Linked DNA regions of Homo sapiens: region 1 is linked to region 2. Evidence: chromatin loops called from intact Hi-C (ENCODE). Cell type or tissue: Caco-2. All regions are shown on one strand. Each heading gives the region's core, and the rest is flanking DNA. Links, peaks and the distances in the headings are about the cores only.

Region 1 (10,791 bases), core at 5,116-7,615, 560 kb after region 2:
CAGTAGAAAGGTGGGGCAGGTAAAGGAATCAGCCACGTCCTAAGTGCAGCAGAGGCTAGAGGTGAGCAGACAAGAAAATCCTTTTAAGCCAGGAAAGTCGGGAAAGGCTTTAAAGAGACCTATTTCTTCTTTCCCCAGCTCAACTGCTTTAATATCTTCAGGTTTAAACTACATATGAAACTGTGCAATTCAGTGATGCTTCTTATAAGAAAAAAAAATATGAAAATGATCCATTTCTGATTTTCCTTATTTCTTCCTTTAAAATTGTGGTTTTAAAATATTTTTAGAAATAAATGTGTAAAGAGGCAAAGACTCCAATCAAAATAAGAACATAGAAGATTGAACAGTGATTTTACTTTTCTTAGAAATCATACCAGTCTACAAAGTGTAGGCCTCTTTTGATAGTTTCAGAATTTCCATTTTCAGCTCCACTAAAAAACTGTTGTAAATGAAAAAGCTGGGAGACAAATTGTTAAGAATTCACAGACAAAAATTTAGTTGTTTTAGTAGCCTAAAATTTGAGCTGGTTCTTATTTGCCAAGGTATTATTCACTGATCCCCAATTTTCAAAGTTTTACTCAAGTAGTTCCTAATATGTATTTTTAATAGTAAAACTAAACTCATCCAGTCATACAAGTTAATGTGGCCTTTCTACTAAAATGTGCTTACCATGAATGGTATGTATCATTGTTACTCTTTTAAAACCTGTGATGTACATTTTATTTATGATGACTTGATGAATATACCAGATGTAAAATAATCAAGTTTAGAATGTAGTTTCAGAGTGTGATCATATTTGCTTTCTAGTCTTAGGACCATTAGAAAATCATATCATCAAGTAACAGGCAATGAGCTATCTATATTGAGCAATTTGCATGCCTAGCAAGAATTTGATTATATATAACAGAAAGCTTAAGAAAGGGAGGACATCATTAAAGAAGAAATAGAAAAGTGATTACAATAATTTTAATTTATTTTTACAGTTCTCCAGAGATGTTTCCCTGACTTCTCTACCAAAAATGGCACTTTAACAATAGGAAGTAAGATGATGTTTCAAGATGGAAATGGAGGGACAAGAAGTGTTGTAGAACTCGGGATTGCTGCAAAGTATGTGTGTTTACATTCTAATTTTCAGTTTGATGCATTTTGTTATTGCACTCGAGACTAAAGCGCCTATTGGGTTAAGGGTTATAGGAAAATAATCACATATATATATATATATATATATATATATGAAATATACGTGTTACTGTGAATTGAAGAGCTTGATACATATTCATTAAGAAGAACATGTAAGGGAGAACCCAGAATCATTTAGAAAGAATAATGATGCTTTTTTCTGTTGCCCAGGCTGCAGAGCAGTGGGGCCATATCTCAGCTCACTGCAACCTCCACCTTCCCGGTTCAAGCAATTCTCCTTCCCCAGCCTCCTGACTAGCTGGGATTTAAAAAAAAAAAAAGGAAAATAAAAGAAAGAAAGAATAATGATGCTTTTCAAAATGGTTAAATCTTTCATTATCAACAGGTATAGAAGTGTGACATAAAGAAATGTATTGGTGGCATATCAAATTTCTATGTACTAAGTATAATGCAGTAAATTCCCCACGTCCCTTGGCTCTACACACATGGTGCTCCATGTTACTGGAAAATATATTTCCCTGTGTGCACGCATACACACATGTGCACAAACATAAATGTGTACAGCATATCGCTGCATTGCTCAGTTGTTGAATTATAGATAAAAAAGATATTCTAAAAATTTATTTATCTTAAAAGACTTTAGGAGTATAATTAGTACAGTGTAGTTCCTGCAGATTTAGAATACAATAGCAGCTTGCATGATTTTCAGAAATATAAATCTGTGTAAAAGAAGTCTCAAAATAATGATACAAATATGATTTCTTTGATATAAAAGTCAAAAACAAGCAGAGTTAAATTTATTTCCCTGTGATGCATATATAATTAGTAAAATGAAAAAGAAAACTTAGGAATTATCACAAAAGTCAGAATAGTGGTTACTTTGAGGAAGGGAGAGGTGTTGCAATTGGGGCACATGAAGAAGGGGTTGACAATGTTGTAGTTACATAAATGTGTTCACTTTGATAATTCCTCAAATTGGACAGTGATGATTGTGAAATTTCTAGTATGTGTTCCATCATGCCTTACTGTCAGGATTAGGAAGAGGAATTAAAGATCATGTTCATTCTTGACTATGGGTTTTGCAAATTAAAAGCTAATCTTATCATTTAAATTCATTTCTTACAGTGAGGTTTCTGCAATATTGAGGGAATGTTGCATACAGTGGAAAAGGATTTGTTCACCGTTCTTGAAAACCATGTTCTCTCTGCGTGCAGCTATAGCTACCTTTGCAGGTTTACTGAAGTGACATTTTATGTATTATTGTGGCTAGGAAAACAGTCACTACTGATAGATGGTTTCTGAAAACATGCTTTCAACAGCACCTTGCAGAATCCCTTTTATCATAAAAAGAACATTTCTGTTTAGTGGTCATCAAAAAATAATTGATTTTTTCCCTTCTTTCAATGCAGTGGTATCAATAAACTTCTTGATGCAAAGTCACTTGGATTGAAAGTGTTTGAAGACTATGCAAGAACTTGGTATTGGATTCTCATGTAAGTGAAAACACATAGATGTTTCTTCTCCAGCCCCATTCTGATTTTATCTTTGTAGAACTCTTTCTTCAAATTTTATATTTTTATTCATGAATAAAAGAAATGTACTGGTGGCATAACAAATTTCACTCAGATGTCAGTTCCTGCCATTTTCTTTTTCAGGTGAGGTGAGACAGGGAAAAGATATTTGGAAATATGCCCACTGTTGGCAGAGTGTAAATTTTAATTTTATTCACTAAAGTACTAATAAAAGTACCTATGAATATATACTTCAAGTCACATGGAGCAATATCTGCAGGACTTCTGTATCTGTAATACTCGTGTGCTTCTCATCACATGCTACTGTGGAGGCAGGATTGTTTCTCAGATTCTTTTTTCTAATTCGTCCCTCCCTTGACTTTAAAAGGATCGTTCCTATTTTTCAACACATCCCTTCCACGTAATGATTGGTATTCATCATAACCAGAAGTCATTGTAGTTATGAAAGCTACATAGCTACATATGCGATACATAAATATATATGTATAGATAACAAGGAGGAGGAGATGTAACATTTTCAGGCATAAGAGTTGCATTCCTAGAAAGTTAAGGAAATGTAGTCACTGGACTGGAATGGGTAAATGTGTGACCCATTTAAGACTGTCATTACTGTCTGGCTCTTTTGTCACCCTCCAGTGCTTAAAAGCTCCCATGGTTCCCTAATGGTCAAAGACTAAAATTAAAACTTTTTCAGTTACTTCTAAGGCCCTTTAAAACCTAGCCCAATTTAGTTTCTCAGATTCATCTCCACCCAAGTTTCTTGGTTAACACTATATTCTAAACATATCAAATAATGTGCCCATCCCTAGACTATCAAATCCTGTAAATTTGCACATTCTGTTTCCTTTCCTGGTACTGAGTCCTGGACAACTGCACCTCCTTTTTAAAAATCAGCTTTAGTATCATTTATAACCTTTATTATCTTCCCCAGATGTAATTACTTACTTCTTCTTATGTGTTCCTCATACCCATCATGTGTGTACATGTGTGTGTTTACACACCTATAAATACACACACATACTTATCTTCCATATAGCACCTACCATTCTGTGTTTTATTTACCTGGCCCTTTCCCTCTGATAAAGTATGAACTTTTTACAATAGTAACTATGTCTAACTCATCTTTGTTTTCCTAACTTCTATATGGGTCCTTGAATGTAGCAGCACAAAAAAAATGTGGTTCAGGGAAGAGTACGAAAAACACTAGTGGAGCAAGATAGATGCATGTAACTATATGATGCATAATAAAGTCTAAGTTGTATTTTGTGTGAGATACTAGTGTGTGGTGTTTAGAGCTGTAAAATTAGATCACTTTATGAGATTTTACTCATTTTGATGCTTTGTCCTAAACAATTACAGTAATTACTGTTAGTATGTTAGGATTTATCTCCAGCAGAGATTGTAGTCTATTCTCGACAGTATTTAAATTGATTCTCCTATTGTCAGACCCAAATGTCACTAGATAATTTCCACGCTTCTTCTTCATTTGGCTTTTTCACACCTACCTGAACAAGTGTACATTATGATAGATTATCCTGCCTACCTCACCCCCAAAACACACAATGAAACCCTCTCCACCCAGGCACCACTCATAAGAGTAAAACATGAACATCTCCCTTTATTTTCAATTCTTCTGCTCTTATTTATTTTATAAATATAAATCTAAAGTATTGATACGCTTAAAATAGCTGTATTTTTTGTTTTTTTTCCTCTGACATTTCTGAATACTTCCCTTGGGCTAGGCCATGGAATAATCTTTCAATCATATTGAATATTTAAGCATTAAAGTGTCCGTGATTTTAAGAGGGAATGACTTCTCAAGTTAAAAGCGCAGGCTTTGCAAGACCATGATACTTCAATACTGTGTTGTCATCTATCCAGTGACAGTAATTATTGAGATTTTTTATAATAAAAAGATAACACTTGAGACAATAACTTAATAAATGTACTACACTCTGTCTGTTGCTATGTTTGGAAACTTACAGATAGCACCAGACATATCAGTTCTTAATAGAACAGTCAGCCAACTTTCCGATCTTAATGAGTTCTCTTTGAGGAAATTACATTAGAAGACTCCAATGTGACCTTAACCTGGATATATGGGAGGAAAAGAAGCTTCTCTAGTAGTTCAGTCAAGCTCTAAGAAGAAATTAAAGCTGACAGAAGATAGTCGTGCTGTTAATTGCTTGATAAAGTCACATGTCCCTGGAGACACAGAAGCCTTATCATGATTCCAAATAATGGCCCACAGATCACTGGGGAGCTGGAATAGAAGTCTGGATGACATAAGGCATCACAAACTCCTAGAGATAATTAGACCATAGTGATAATGACTACAGCATTATGGGCTCCGGGGATGGCCAGTTATTTTTCTTATCTTTCTGCCCCAAAATGATTCTCTTACTTCTAGATAGCCATATTATAGAAGATTTCCACCAGTCACTAAGTAAATGGAACAGAACAAATTCATCATGAATACATTTCACAATTTATGACCTAGTAGATAGGTAGGAAGGGAAAAAATAAGACATGGCAACTGTCTCCAATAAATCAAAATTGTAGTTGGAGAAATTGTATTTTTCCTTGAACAATGACTGATACTAGACTTCAGTTTACCCAGGTACATGAAGATGAGTTCTGTATAAAGTCCCTGATGATCCTATTCTTTCATATGAAAGTCTTAATGGAAATCATTGTTTACACTTTTTAACATTATTAATGTTTCTATAGCCAGGTAAAATAAAAGAATTTAAGAATAATTTTGAATAGAAAAAAAGTTTTGTCTTGATGTTTGTAATATGCTGTGTTTAGCACACTTGACCACTGTGTTTGTTGTGGGTTTTTTCTAGTGGCCTGACGATTGCCATGGTCCTTAGTTGGATATTTTTGATACTTCTGAGGTTCATAGCTGGATGCCTCTTCTGGGTCTTCATGATTGGTGTGATTGGAATTATAGGTTATGGTAGGTATCACTCCTCTTCAAATTATCAAATATCAGAATAATCCTTTTATTTTCAATCGCTGTTATCAGTTACCAGAAAGCATTTGTTTTCAGTGGATCTAATTATTCTTTACCCTCAAAAAAGCTTTAAACTTAGAAAAAATATTTCATTTTGCATATATTGTCTCTGTAACTTTTTCTTCCTGTATCTTTGGGGAAAAAATGCTGTCAGAACATTTTACTCTTTTCCCTACCAGCCTTTGGTCTCCTGCCTCATGGATACTAAGAAGGAGGTAAAAAGAAATCCTTTTAGATTAATGAAAAACATTTCAGACAACTTCTTTTATTTCTTTAACGTTTCTATCCGATCAAAGGCCAGGTCCGAAAAGTTACAGAAGTGTGATCTATTTTTCTCTTTCAACTTAGTACGTTTAATCCAGGTGCTGTCACACCGTTTAATAATTGGTACTCCACAATGAAGCATTGCCCTCTAGAGGCAAGTATTCCGAATTACACTTTTGTATGGAGAATTACAGTACTGTCTGTGGGAGCTAAATAATGTGTGGGAGCTAAATAATGTGTGGGAGCTAAATAATGAGTACACGTGGACGTAGAGTGTGGAGTAATAGACAGTGGGAACGTGGAAGGGTTGACGACTGGAAGGGGGTGGATAATGAAAAATTATTTAATGGATACAATGCATGTCATTCAGGTGATGGATACACTAAGAGCCACTATGCAATATATACATATAACACAATTATATGCGTACCCCATAAATTTATACAAATACAATTTTTAAAATCAAGGTTGAAATCTAATCACAAACTTGATCCCCCCAAAACAATACATATCAGGTATAATGTGAGCTCTACATATGAATTAAAGTGTCTCACGTGGAACAGTATATACCACCTGTGGAAGCTTCCTTTCAGTCTTCTAAAAAAGGTATGAGCCAATATATTATATGAATGTTTGAGATGTTTCTATTTAAAAGAATGATTTCCCCTACGGCACCATTTGGACTGACAACAGTTTTATGGTAGTAGACATCAAAAATAACAATCTCTTATTTCTGTCATTCAATGAAGAAGAGCTTTGCACATATAAGAATGCAGTTGAATCTGCAGGTTGTATAGTTAGCCTGTGTTCTAATCCAGCTCCATAACATACAACTGGGTAACTTTGGAAGTTTGTTGGTGGTTAAAAGACCTGGTATTCTCGTCTATAATATCAGCATAATAATGGTATCTTCATCTCAGAGGATCTTAAGGATTAAATGAGACAATGAATATAAAGCTCTTAGAGCAGTACCTGGAACACAGCTGACAATCAGTATGCATTGGGTTATTGTTATTACCCTCCTCATTATCTCCAATGAGTTTTTAGTAAATCATTTGGACTTCTCAGGTGTTCCCTATCTGCTCCTGCTGTACGGCTCCTCTTGCATCCCACCTGAGCTTCTTATTGAGCACAGCCAGGTAACAAATAAGAGGTGGATCAGTCTGGTCCAGGAACACAAGAACTTTCATGCCCTAATCAGAAACTGCAAAAAAAAAAGTTGTTTAAACATCTTGTTTTTGTGTTCCTGCTTGGAGCTTAAAATAAACTCTGCCCTTTGCCACTGGAGAGTCTGGGCTTGTGATTCAATCACTCTTGCATTGTCATCAGGAAGGAAAGGGCAGTAAAGTCTGCTATTGACTTAACTGATGTCTTAAGTAGCAAGAAAAATCTGAGATTGGCTGTAGTGCAGTTTTGACAATGGCAAAAAGGAGAAACATGGTCAACATATAAAAAGTGCAGGTAAAACAACTTAATTTTCGCTCCCTATTGACTCCCTAGATAGTATTAACCCAAAAATTAATGGTGTAGGAAGTAAGCTTGACAGTAATTTACTGAGGGAGGAAAGGTCCAGTTAGGTTGAGGAGTGTCAGAAAATAAGACTACATGTAACTGACCTCTGCTACTATCCTGGACAATTGACTTTCTACATATCATGAGAAACCAATTTTTTCTACTGAAATTTCCTACTGACAGCAGCCCATTTACTAGAGCAAATAACAATGTGGATGTGTCATACTGAGCAGAGAAAAAGCCAGACTGTTTGTGGGCAAGTGTTTATGAACAGCAATGGAACAATTCTCATTGGCCAGAACAGGTTAAGAGGTATACAGGAGAAGACATATAACACTTTGGTTTATGAGCATCTATTTAAGGTATGAAAAAGGCACGATCCCAGATTCATCACATATTAACTGTATGATCCTCTGCAAGCATACAGTTTTCTTTAATTCATAGGTTTCTCAATCATATAACAGGAATATGTGACTACTAAACAAAATAATGCTTATAAAGTACTTAGATTTTGCTAGCATATAGTAAATGTTCAATAAATAATGTCTATTTTTGTTGTTGCTGATATTATTGTTATTCAGGAATATTATTGAGGAAAGAGGACTTGAAGTCCAGAGATCATAATTTTTAAAAATCTAGGACAAGAGAGAGAAAGCAAAGAAAGAGAAATTGGAAAATATTGTCTAGACTTTCACATTCACTAGTAGGAGGAAAGTAAACTGTCTGAAGGGCCTTCTTGCTATGAAATCGTGACATTAAAAAGAGGATTGCGCTGTATTGTTTTATATAATACATTGTTTTGATAAACTTTAGGAAATAAAGGAAATCTCCTCCAAATGAAAAAAATAACTCATGAGCTAAAATCAAAGCGGGGAACCAAGCAGGAAGCACTGGGTAACCCATAGCAGTGCTGGGATCGGGAGACTTAGACCTGAGTTGGCAGCAGAACAGGGGATCATACCTGAAACTCCTGGAGTAAGTCTGGCATCCTAGAAATGTCTAAAATGACCCCAGTTTGTTAGTACCCTTTGACTGCCAAAATAAACAAATGTAAATCTCCTCTAGATGAAAGTTTCCTCAATTAACATCACCAGGTTTTCACAGATTCAGATCAATAAAGTCCGAGACTACCTGACCTGCAAGAAAACAGTTCTGTGTGAAAATCAGTGGATACTATAAACATGAGATTGAGGTCTCCAAGAATTCAAATATGGGAATTAATAGATATAGAACATGTAGCTGGCTGCAGTGGCTCACTCCTATAATCCTAGCACTGTGGGAGGCCGAGGCGGCCAATCACTTGAGGTGAGGAGTGGGAGGCCAACCTGGCTAACGTGGTGAAACCCTGTCTCTACTAAAAATACAAAAATTAGCTGGGCATGATGGTGCATACCTGTAGTCCCAGCTACTTGGGAGACTGAGGTGGGAGAATTGCTTGAATCTGGGAGGAGGAGGTTGCAGTGAACCGAGATCATGCCACTGCACTCCAGCCTGGGCAACAGAATAAGACTCTGTCTCAAAAGACAAAAACAAATCAAGAAAGAAAGATATAGAACATGAAATAACCATGCATGAAAGGTTTAAAGAATTAAAGATAGAATCACAGCCAGGTACAGTGGCTCACACCTGTAATCCCAGCACTTTGGGAAGCTAAGGCAGGTGGATCGCAAGGTCAAGAGATTGAGACCATCCTGGCCAACATGGTGAAACCCCGTCTCTGCTAAAAAAAATATAAAAATTAGCTGGGCATGGTAGCACACACCTGTAGTCCCAGCTACTCGGGAGGCTGAGGCACGAGAATTGCTTGAACTCAGGAGGCGGAGGTTGCAGTGAGCTGAGATTGTGCCACTGCACTCCAGCCTGGGTGACAGAGCGAGACTCTGTCTCAAAAAAAAAAAAGTGAATTCATTCATTCATGGACATGGAGTATCATTTATTAAAGGCTTGGGCAACAAAAATAAAAATCAACAAAAACGTCCAGGCATACATGAAGAAGAGCCATATAGAACTTTTCAAAATAAAAATGTTAGATTAAAAACTAATTGATAAGCTAAACAGCAAAATAGAGAATTAATGAACTGAAATATGAATCTGAAGTAATTACCAAAAATATAGCAGAATGTAACAAGGGGACAAAAATATGATTGTGTGGTTCAAAGAAATAGAAAATAGGTTGAGAAAGGCCTAACATATATCAACCATATTTGAAAGCTCTTGGCTGAGAATTTTCTAGAACCGATGAAACCATGGATCCATAGATATAGGAAGCCCTCATTATACTAAGGAGAGTAAAGGAAGAGAAATCCACATCTAGTCATACATTATTCTGTTTATTCAACAAATATCAATTGAACAGCTGCTGTGTACAGACACTATTTTAGACTCTTGATGTACAACAGTAAAGGAACAGACTAAGGTTCTTACTCTCATGATGCTCATAGCCTAAGTAATATATATCTTAGAAGGTGGTTATTGCTATGGAAAAAAGAAAAGGTAGAGCAGGTAAGGGGAGATTGAGAATGCCATGGTAGGGCAAGGAGTGAAAATGGCAGTATTAGCAGGAGGGCTCTTTTGGGGAAAATATCTAAGAAAACACTTGGAAGCAATGGAGTTAGACAGTTAAGATGAAGGAAAAGTTCCAGACAGTGGGTACAGCTGGAGCAAAGGCCTTATAACATAAGAGTGTGTTGAAGAAGTGGCTGAGAGCTTGGTGTGGATGGGTGTACTGAGTAAAGGAAAAAATAGTAGGAGATGAGGTCATAGAATTTATGAAGGGGGCAGAGCCTTACAGATTATTATAAAACCTAAGCTTTTACTCTGAATGAAACAGGGAGGCAATGTAGGGCTTTGGGTAGCAAAGAGATGAGATATAATGATTGCCCTAGTCCCTGTGTTGAGAATAGACCATGGTGAGGCAAGAGTGGAAGCAACGAGACCAGTAAGGAGATGATTGCAGAAATTTATATGCCAAATGAGAGAAACTCTTGAGGGTGGCCATACATGCTTTTATTTGTATAATAGCTGTATTTCCTGATGGATTGAATGCAGCTATGAGAGACAGAAGAAGGAGAATGATTCCACAGAAATATATGAGATGTAATACAAAAATAAAAAATAAAAAAAAGAAAACATAGTGAGCAAAGAATATAAATTAGTAAGCTTTTAGGTAAAGCTAAACAAACTTTGCCTGCATAAAATAATAATTGCTTTAGACATTGGACACTAAAATTATTATTTTATGCAGGCAAAATTTGTTTAGCTTTACCTACATGCTAACTAATTTATTTAAAATGTACATAACAAAATTATTGAGCAATAATTAGA
Region 2 (8,727 bases), core at 4,653-7,152:
CTAGAATTCTTTTTTTTTAACATCACTAAAATTTAAATCCCTCTCTACTCCTCCCAGCCCATTTTAAGCCTGTATCTTCTTTGGTCCTTGTGCAAGTTTCCTACTTCTTCTTCTCCTTGCTTCCAGTATTACACCTCTCTAATCTATTCTTCGAATCATCACCAATAATCTTTCTGAAAAGCAAATCTGATCAGTATCTCTCTTTCTTACAATTCCTATGTGTCTCCCCATACTCACCATAGGGTAAAATATAACTTCATTATATGGGTTCCAGCAGGAATCAATGATATACTCAAACTGGGATAATTTGATAAAGAGAATATTTACAAAGGTGTGGACAGGGTGTAGGGGTGCTATCATAAAGACGTGTGTAGAACCAGCATAAAATGTGCTCCATTAGCATTTCTAGGCTTTAGGGAGCTAAGGAAGAGAGTGGTTGCCAGAAACTGGAGATGCGGAAACTGGAGATGGAGAGGGCTGTTTCTTGTTCTCAGACTACTTTTAGACTATATACCCTTTCTTGAAACTCATTCACTTGTCTTAATTCTCCTCCTACTTCCTTGACCTCTATTTTGCTATATAGTCTTCATATTCTCTGCTGTGGTCCCAACATACTGGTAACTTTCAAATCCATATTTCCCTCAAGTTTCTCTCTTCTTAGCTCTAGTTTCCTATATTCAATTATCTTAATATAAATATATGGATATCCCACAGGCTTTTCACACTCAGCATGTCCATAACAGAGCTCATCATCTTCCCTCTAAAATTTGCTTTGCCTACAAAATTCCCAGAATCAGAAAATACTACTACCATCTATCCAGTCACCAAAACCAGAGACCTGGTGTTGAATATGGGGGGTCTCTGGGTTAAATTTGTCTCCCAGATCTAATTCTCACAACTATATCTACATTCAAGTTTATCTACCTAGATCACTCTCCTGCTCTAGCCAAGCAAAATTATTAGCAGTTTTACATGATTCTTCTGTGCCTTTGCACGTGTTTTTCTCAAGAATGCGCTCCAGCTGTTTCCCTTTGGCTGGCATTCTTCTTCCTACTTATTCTTGAAGACCAGTTCAAGGTGCACTTACTCTGTGAAATGTCTTTTCCCACTTTTGTCCCCATACTTTAATTATACCTACCTCAAAAATTATAAATACCTCAAATACAGTTATTTCTTAAATGTGTATTTGTTGATTTTTAAGTCTGTCTTCTCTACTGAACCTTAAGTTCATTGAGAGCACAGATTATTATCCCCAGCTGCTAACATAATTTGAACCTTTGTTCGCCTATTTGGGCCTTGGTTCTATCTGTAAAACAGGAACAAAAAAAAAATCTACTCTGCAAAATTATTGTGAGGATCAAAGATACCGTCTGCCTAGTAAGAAGCCAGAACAAAGTAGGTGCATATAAATTAGTGAATGTTATCATTACTGATAAATAAGTGGGTGACCAAGCATCTGATGAAGAGAGGGATTAGACTGACAATGTGAACATTCATGTTGCTTTAAAGGAATTGCAAGTAGCTCAGTTTTGTTAGAAAGCAGGGTAAATATTAAATGATGAGGGATAAATCTGTAAAGATTAGAAACCGATCCCAATTGCTTTGGCTATCCTTCTAGAGAGTTTGATCTTTTACCTGCAGATACAGGTCTACTGATTTAAGTGGCAAGGGACATGATAAGATCATTTTCCACATAACTCTGGTGGTACAGTAAGTAAGCTACAAGGATGGAAGAACACTTAAGAGTTTGAGGGCTAGGTGCAGTGGCTCACACCTGTAATCCCAGCATTTTGGGAGGCTGAGGTAGGAGGATCGCTTGAGCCTAGAAGTTCGAGACCAGGCTGGGCAACGTAGGAAAACACTGTCTCTACAAAAAAATTTTTTAAATTAGCCATCTGTAGGGGCACATGCCTTGGTCCCAGCTACTCGGGAGGCTGAGGTGGGAGGATCGCTTGAGCCCAGGAATTTGAGGCTGCAGTGAGTCATGACCATGCCACTGCACTCCAGCCTGGGCAACAGAGCAAGACTCTGTCTCAAAAAAAAAAAAAAAGTGCAGAGAGGAATTTAATTAATCATATAGTCAGCCTGAGGTATCCATTAGTCCATCAATAAAAACTTCAGAAGACAGTCTGAAGTAAGTCTGGAGTGTAGATGAGATCTGAGCTGTGGAGATAGTCACATCTAGGTAGAAGTGGCCTAGGAAAAAAAGCTTTAATGACATGCCCATAATTTGGGAACAAAGGTGGGCACAGCAATTCTCTGGGAGGTAGCAGAAAAACAGGGGCAAGTGGAATCAAGGAAGCCAAATTAAAAGAGTTTAAGAGAAGACCAGTCAAGAACATTAAACATAGGCCAGGCAGCAGTGGCTCATGCCTGTAATCCCAATGCTTGGGCAGACCGAGGCAGGAGCACTTGAGACCAGGAGTTTGAGACCAGCATGGGCAGCATAGCGAGACTCTGTTTCTAAAAATAAAGAAATTAAGAACATTAAATACAGCAGAAAGGTCACATGAGATGAACTGAAAAATGACCATTGGATTTGGTATTTGTTACTTTACCATTGTGTTGCAATCGTGTGTGAAAAATGGTGATGCTTTGTCATGAATAGAGACTAACAAAATAATAAATGATTTGAAGGACATGCATCTTTTTTGTTTGTTTGTTTTGAGTCAGGGTCTCACTGTGTCACCCAGGCTGAAATGCAGTGGCGCAATCTCAGCTCACGGCAGCCTCGACCTCCCGGACTCGCCATCCTCCCACCTCAACCTCCTGAGTAGCTGGGACCACAGTCACGTGCCACCACACCCAGATAATTTTTGTACTTTTAGTAGAGATAGGGGATGGGGGTGGGAGGTTCACCATGTTGGCCAGGCTGGTGTGGAACTCCCGGCCTCAAGTGATCCGCCCACCCTGGTTTCCCAAAGTGCTGGGATTACAGGCGTCAGCCACCGCCCAGCCCACTCTTTTAATACTAAACATATTATTTTCCCTGAATTAGATGAAATGTTCAATTTAATCTATTTTATCCCACCTTAGCAGGATTTGGAGAATTAAATTCAGCAGCCAAAGATCAGCTCACAACTTCTATCAGCAAACTCACGCACAAACTGTCATTTGTCAGACACTGTGAGGGACGTTATATGGGATACTTCAGCCTTTCTCAGAACTGAGCCATCCACAGTCAAGGTCTTGCAATAGAACCAATTTGAAAAGTCAAGGCTTCTAATCACCCAGACTCACCAAATTCCCAGGGCACTCAGATCTCACGCCCCAACCAAATCACAACTTCACTGTGGTAACCACCACCCACGTGCCCCCGAGCCTCCATGAACTGCCGGCCTCTAGCCTCAAGGAGACTCCTCCACCCAATCACTCCTTGCCTTGAGCTGGCCGGGAGTTTGGCGCGGGGCAGGGAAGGCTGCTGCTGCTGCTGCTCCGGTCGCCCGCAGCTCCTGACGTGCCAGGACAGGTGGATGCAGAGACCACCTGGACCGAAGGGCGGCTCTGTGGAGTCTCCTGGAGTCCGAAATTGTAGCGGGGACCCTGAGGTGAGCGGGTTTCTCCCGACGACGGGGAAACCGCCGGGGCAGAAGGCGAGGTTGATGAGATCTCAGGCCTCAGCATCCTCCCAAACCTTCCCTGACCCGAGAAGTATGAGGTTTCTGAGCGACCCCTCCAGTAGCCCAACTACAGAAGCTGCGCCGCTGAAACGGGCGGGAGAACTGCGCGCCGACGCACTAAGCTGCACTGCGCAGGCGCAGGCAGGCTCAGCTTTCCACATGGATTCACGTACTTCAGGTCTATGACCCTGCTTCCAGCCATTCCCAAACCCATCACTTTCCACATGAACCTCACTGGAACATCCTCAGCCTGCAGGTATCAGACTGACCAGAACTCTGCAAGGCCCATCAATGACCACCCGATTTGTTAGCCCCATTATTCTCACAGCACCCAATCTCCCTTATTGCAAATGTTACATGCATTTCCCACACGTCCAAGCACACTAGCTTATCTTTAAATGTAGAAACCACCCAACACAGTACACCCAGTGCCTTTGACACAATGAGAACGTGTAATGCTCACACAGCATAACCCACCTAAGGTTGATCTTGTGACCAAATATAGGAAAGATAGTTATATTATCAAAAGATAGTATGCACATGGCTGTGTGCATAGTAGAGTAGGAAACAGGGAAAGACTGACTGGGTAAGATCTCTCAGTTAACAATTCCCCATCTACCAATTTCTAGTACTGTGGTTTCTAACATATAAATCAGTTAATGGCACACTAGAAGTTCAAACTCCAGCTTTGCAGTGGTGACCTTTAGAAAATTCCTTAAATAAGGCCAATAGTACCAACTTACCAGAGATCCATGGATTAAACATGACGAAATTATCTGGATACTGCCATACAGAAGCTATTAGAAGACATTAATTTACACCACTACTGAAATCCTGCCACTGTTGAGTATCTCAATAAACCAGTTATGCACAGCGGTTTACCCACATGCAGTGACAACAGTCCTTAAGAACATCTCTGTTCTTGGAATGATTATTGCACAGGGCATTCCAAACATACTTGAGAAAAATCTCAATTTCCATCAAAAAACCTTATTTTCAGATCGGGCACGATGGCTCCTCCCTGTAATCCCAGTACTTTGGGAGACTGAGGCCAGAGGATTACTTCACCTCCGGAGACCAGCCTGGGGAAGACAGTGCCTGTCCCCAAAATTAAGAAATCAGCTGGGCATAGTGGGCATGGTGGCAGGTACCTGTAGACCCTGGTACTCAGGAGGCTGAGGTGGAAGGACTGCTTGAGCCCAGGAGTTTAAGGTTACAGTGAGCTGTGATTGCACTACTATGCCCCAGCCTGGGGAAGAAAGGAAGACCCTGTCTCTAAAAAATAAAATTTAAAAATAGAGAATACCTCACTTTCACCAAAACTGTAAACCCCTAGAGTGATTGTACTCATTTTAGGCCAGGCGTGGTGGCTCACGCCTGTAATCCCAGCACTTTGGGAGGCCGAGGTGGGTGGATCACAAGGTCAGGCTGGTCTCCAGCTCCTCAGCATGGTGAAACCCTGTCTGTACTAAAGTAACATAAAAATTAGCCGGGCATGGTGGTGTGCGGCTGTAGTCCCAGCTACTCGAGAGGCTGCGGCTGAATTGCTTAAACCCGGCAGACGGAGGTTGCAGTTAAGCTGAGATCGTGCTGCTGCGCTCCAGCCTGGGCAACAGAGATTCTGTCACAAAAAAATAAAAAAGAGTGATTGTACCCATTTTAGCTTTTTAAGAAAAAGACAGGTGCAAAAAAATACTGTGGTGACCATCAACTTACCCGTTAGTGTTTCCTTATTTGAAGACAACTCCTTCTTTGGGTAATTCTGATATATAAAATGCTAAAAAAAAAAAAAAAAAAAAAAAAAAAAAGGACAGTCCGAATCACAACCCCATTTTAAGATGGTAGATTGCCATTTAACCTAAGTCTGTGACCAATTCAGAATAACCATATTCAAACCTATCAATCATTTCCAAATTTCAACAGCCATTTATTTTGTGCATCATTTAATTCATGTATGGGTTCTATCCACTTTCATCAGTTAACATTCTTGTTGACAAACCAATTTACATCAACTTGCTATAGAACAGATGAAAGGTATACATGGGGGAAAAATCAAGTAGAAACCTAGAGTTATTTTATGTTAGCTCAGTTATTGAACATAACAGACACAGAAGTATACACAAAGAACTGTAGTCAGAATAACAGGACTTCAGAATAAAAAGCAGAAAATAAAATACCGGTCTTTATTTTACAATATGTATAATTATATAATTTATTAAAATTAATTTAACACAATATACAAAATATTAACAGTAGTCACTTTTAGATTCGATAAGCACTTCAAATACAGAAATGTTAAAATGGCAAAACTATACTATGCAACTTTCAATTCAATGAATCTAGCTCACTAGCTCAGGCTGAACATTCACTCTCTGAAGCACTTCTTCAGGCATGCAAAAGACAGGATTAACAGGTTTAATCTGTTCTTCTCCCAAAAGTGACAATCCAGCAATTCCAAATAAGGTATGAAAAGGATCCACCTATTTAAAAAAGAATTTATATACAGATCACAAAATGAAAACTTCTTTAACTTCAAATTATGAATACCTGACCTTTACCATATACTAATTTTGTTAGCAACAAGCGACAAGAAATTTCTGTAAGATTGTTCTATATCCTTCATACACTCTACAATAAATAGAAAAAAAAACTGCTTTCAAAGCAACACTCGGAATGCCACCCTGGAAATCCATGGAACCATGAAGTAATGCAAACGCTGAAATAATTTATAGAAATATGTCAGAAATATTACTTGCCATATCTCCTGGCCTGTCTGCAAATCCCCCCGTTTCTTCATCTTGACATGCTAAAATGAAATTACGCAGTTTCTCTCTATCAATCCAATGAAGTCTTCCAATTATCTTTAGGGAAGCCAGGACCCACCATGAGTAGCATACATCTGGTAACTAGGAGGGAAAAAAGTTGCCACAATTTCATTCTCTTTTATTTCCCTAATTTTGAGAACAATTTAAAAGTGGGTTAAGTCTCACTCTTAGGTAATCTGATGTTCAAAGTGTCAAACCATGTGGAAGGACGAAATCCAGGGATATACTGATATGCAGGGTATGAAATACTTGCTTAGAATGAAAGATAATCAATTAATGGGTAAGAAGAGACCAAACTTCAATTCATAGGTAACCATGCTAAATATCTCAGTACTCACTGATAAGCATGCATCTGCTTTGTTTCTATCTGCAATGAATGCCTAACTCAGCCCCTTAACCAAGAAGCTAGCAGTATAATCATGAAATCCATGGGTATAGTTCTGTTTTTCTACAAGCACTGTCCAGGGGGGTACACACCTGCTTAAAATCAACTAAACCCTTGCTCTTCAAAATATGGTGACAGAAGTCTATAAAGAAAACCCCACTCAAGGCTGATCTCATTTTAATGAGATCCCTGAGTAACTCATAGACTCATTAGAAGCTGCCCTAGATTGTGTGCAAGTGCAGGTCCCGGTGCTCCCCACGGCCACCCATTTTTCTGTTGACAGTTCCTCAGGCTTTTTATTTCACTCTATTGTAGACAGCTACTGCGGGTGTTTCTCTACCCGTTGTTATTCAGAAATACTAAGGTTTAAAAATAAAAATACAGGCCGAGCACAGTGGCTCACGCCTGTAATCCCAGCACTTTGGGAGGTTGAGGCGGGTAGATCACCTGAGGTCAGGAGTTCAAGATCAGCCTGATGAACATGGTGATACCCCATCTCTACTAAAAATACAAAATTGGATGGGCGTGGTGGTGTATGACTGTAATCCCAGCTACTGTACCACCACGTCCCATTCAGAGGGCAGGGGCACAGCAAGCTACAATCCTTGAGTCAAATCTATAGTGTAGGAATAGTTTTTACATTTATAAATCATTTAAATATAGTCCTGGGTCAGGCACGGTGGCTCACGCCTACAATCCCAGCACTTTGGGAGGTTGATGCAGGCAGATCACGAGGTCAGGAGTTTGAGACCAGCCTGGCCAATATGGTGAAACCCCGTCTCTAATAAAAATACAAAAATTAGCCGTGCGCCTGTAGTCCCAGCTACTTGGGAGGCTGAGGCAGAACTGCTTGAACCTGGGAGGCGGAGGTTGCAGTGAATCAAGATGGCGTCACTGCACTCCAGCCTGGGCAACAGAGCAAGATTCCATCTGACATAGGAAATACAAGTATATCCATCCATAATAATTGTAATTGGAACACAGCCATACTCATTCATTTCTTACCACTTATGGCTGCACTTGCTCTACAGGACAATTACATAGTTGCAAATGAGTATTCACTATTTGTCCCTTACAGACCTGATAAGAGAGACCTATTATGTGGAGGAAAATTTAATAATCTTCTCTCCAAACCAAATTATCTGGGTATTCCTTAAATAAGAAGATTGCAAACAAAAATTCTGTAGTCTAATTTTTAAAAAATCCAATTTGCCAAAATCAACTGTCCTTAAACATGGAGATTCCTGTACAAGACTGTCTGGAAATGGACATTAGGATCAATGAGTATTTCAACTCATGGGGGTCTACTTTGTCAAGGGGAGTCTTTTAGTAGGATATATTACTGAAAATTCACAACAGGGAAAGGTAATAAATAAGCTCATGGCCAATTTACAATATAGAAACAGGCAAGACAAAGCAGCAGCATTCACTCAAGGTTCTAAAGCTAGCAGAATATGGCTTATCAAACAATACCTTCTCCGGCCTTCCATTGAGCCCGCCTGAGGGTAATTGTCGTTCACAAAGCCACCAGCCAAGTAAATCAGAATTTACTTGATGCAACTGACTTGTAATTGCCAGAAATCCTGTGCAACAATAGATCTAAAATTACAGACATAAAGTTTATGTGTATAATAATTTCTTGACATTAAAAGTGATAAAACTCAAATTATTAAAACACCACTTTATATCTTAAGTTTTTCTTCTTGATCTGACACTTAAAATTCCAAACATGTATTAATACCACATATCTGAAAAAATCCAAGCATACTATTACTAGTATGCAATTCTGCACTGAAATATTATTGTCAAAATTTCTTCATGGCTAGTATTTCACAGCCATCCATTCACATATTCAGTGTTCTCTGGCACAAGAAAAGAGGTTCATAATTTATCTTAG

What was found. A loop is a pair of places that touch in the nucleus more often than their neighbours do. Peaks named below come from ENCODE experiments on the same cell type or tissue, not always from the same donor. Only the 100,000 strongest peaks of a DNase experiment are listed, where the experiment ranks them.
Region 1: it touches region 2 in a loop (4-fold over the local background); 2 of 110 quality-filtered maps call a loop at or near these places.

What each region holds. Positions count from the first base shown.
Region 1 is chr1:75,228,829-75,239,619 of GRCh38, reverse strand. SLC44A5 (solute carrier family 44 member 5) reads left to right here. Exons shown (of 24, transcript NM_001130058.2): 10 at 984-1,107; 11 at 2,550-2,633; 12 at 5,522-5,634. Among named protein-coding and RNA genes, the nearest start is that of LHX8, 100 kb to the right of the region's middle. In Caco-2, for the core only: a CTCF peak has its summit at 6,109 (motif pointing left); no DNase peak of the experiment used is centred there.
Region 2 is chr1:75,791,883-75,800,609 of GRCh38, reverse strand. RABGGTB (Rab geranylgeranyltransferase subunit beta) reads right to left here. Exons shown (of 9, transcript NM_004582.4): 7 at 8,304-8,429; 8 at 6,377-6,526; 9 at 5,524-6,100. The coding sequence ends at 5,960. MSH4 (mutS homolog 4) reads right to left here and starts at 3,728. Exons shown (of 20, transcript NM_002440.4): 1 at 3,381-3,728. The coding sequence starts at 3,624. In Caco-2, for the core only: no CTCF peak of the experiment used is centred there; no DNase peak of the experiment used is centred there.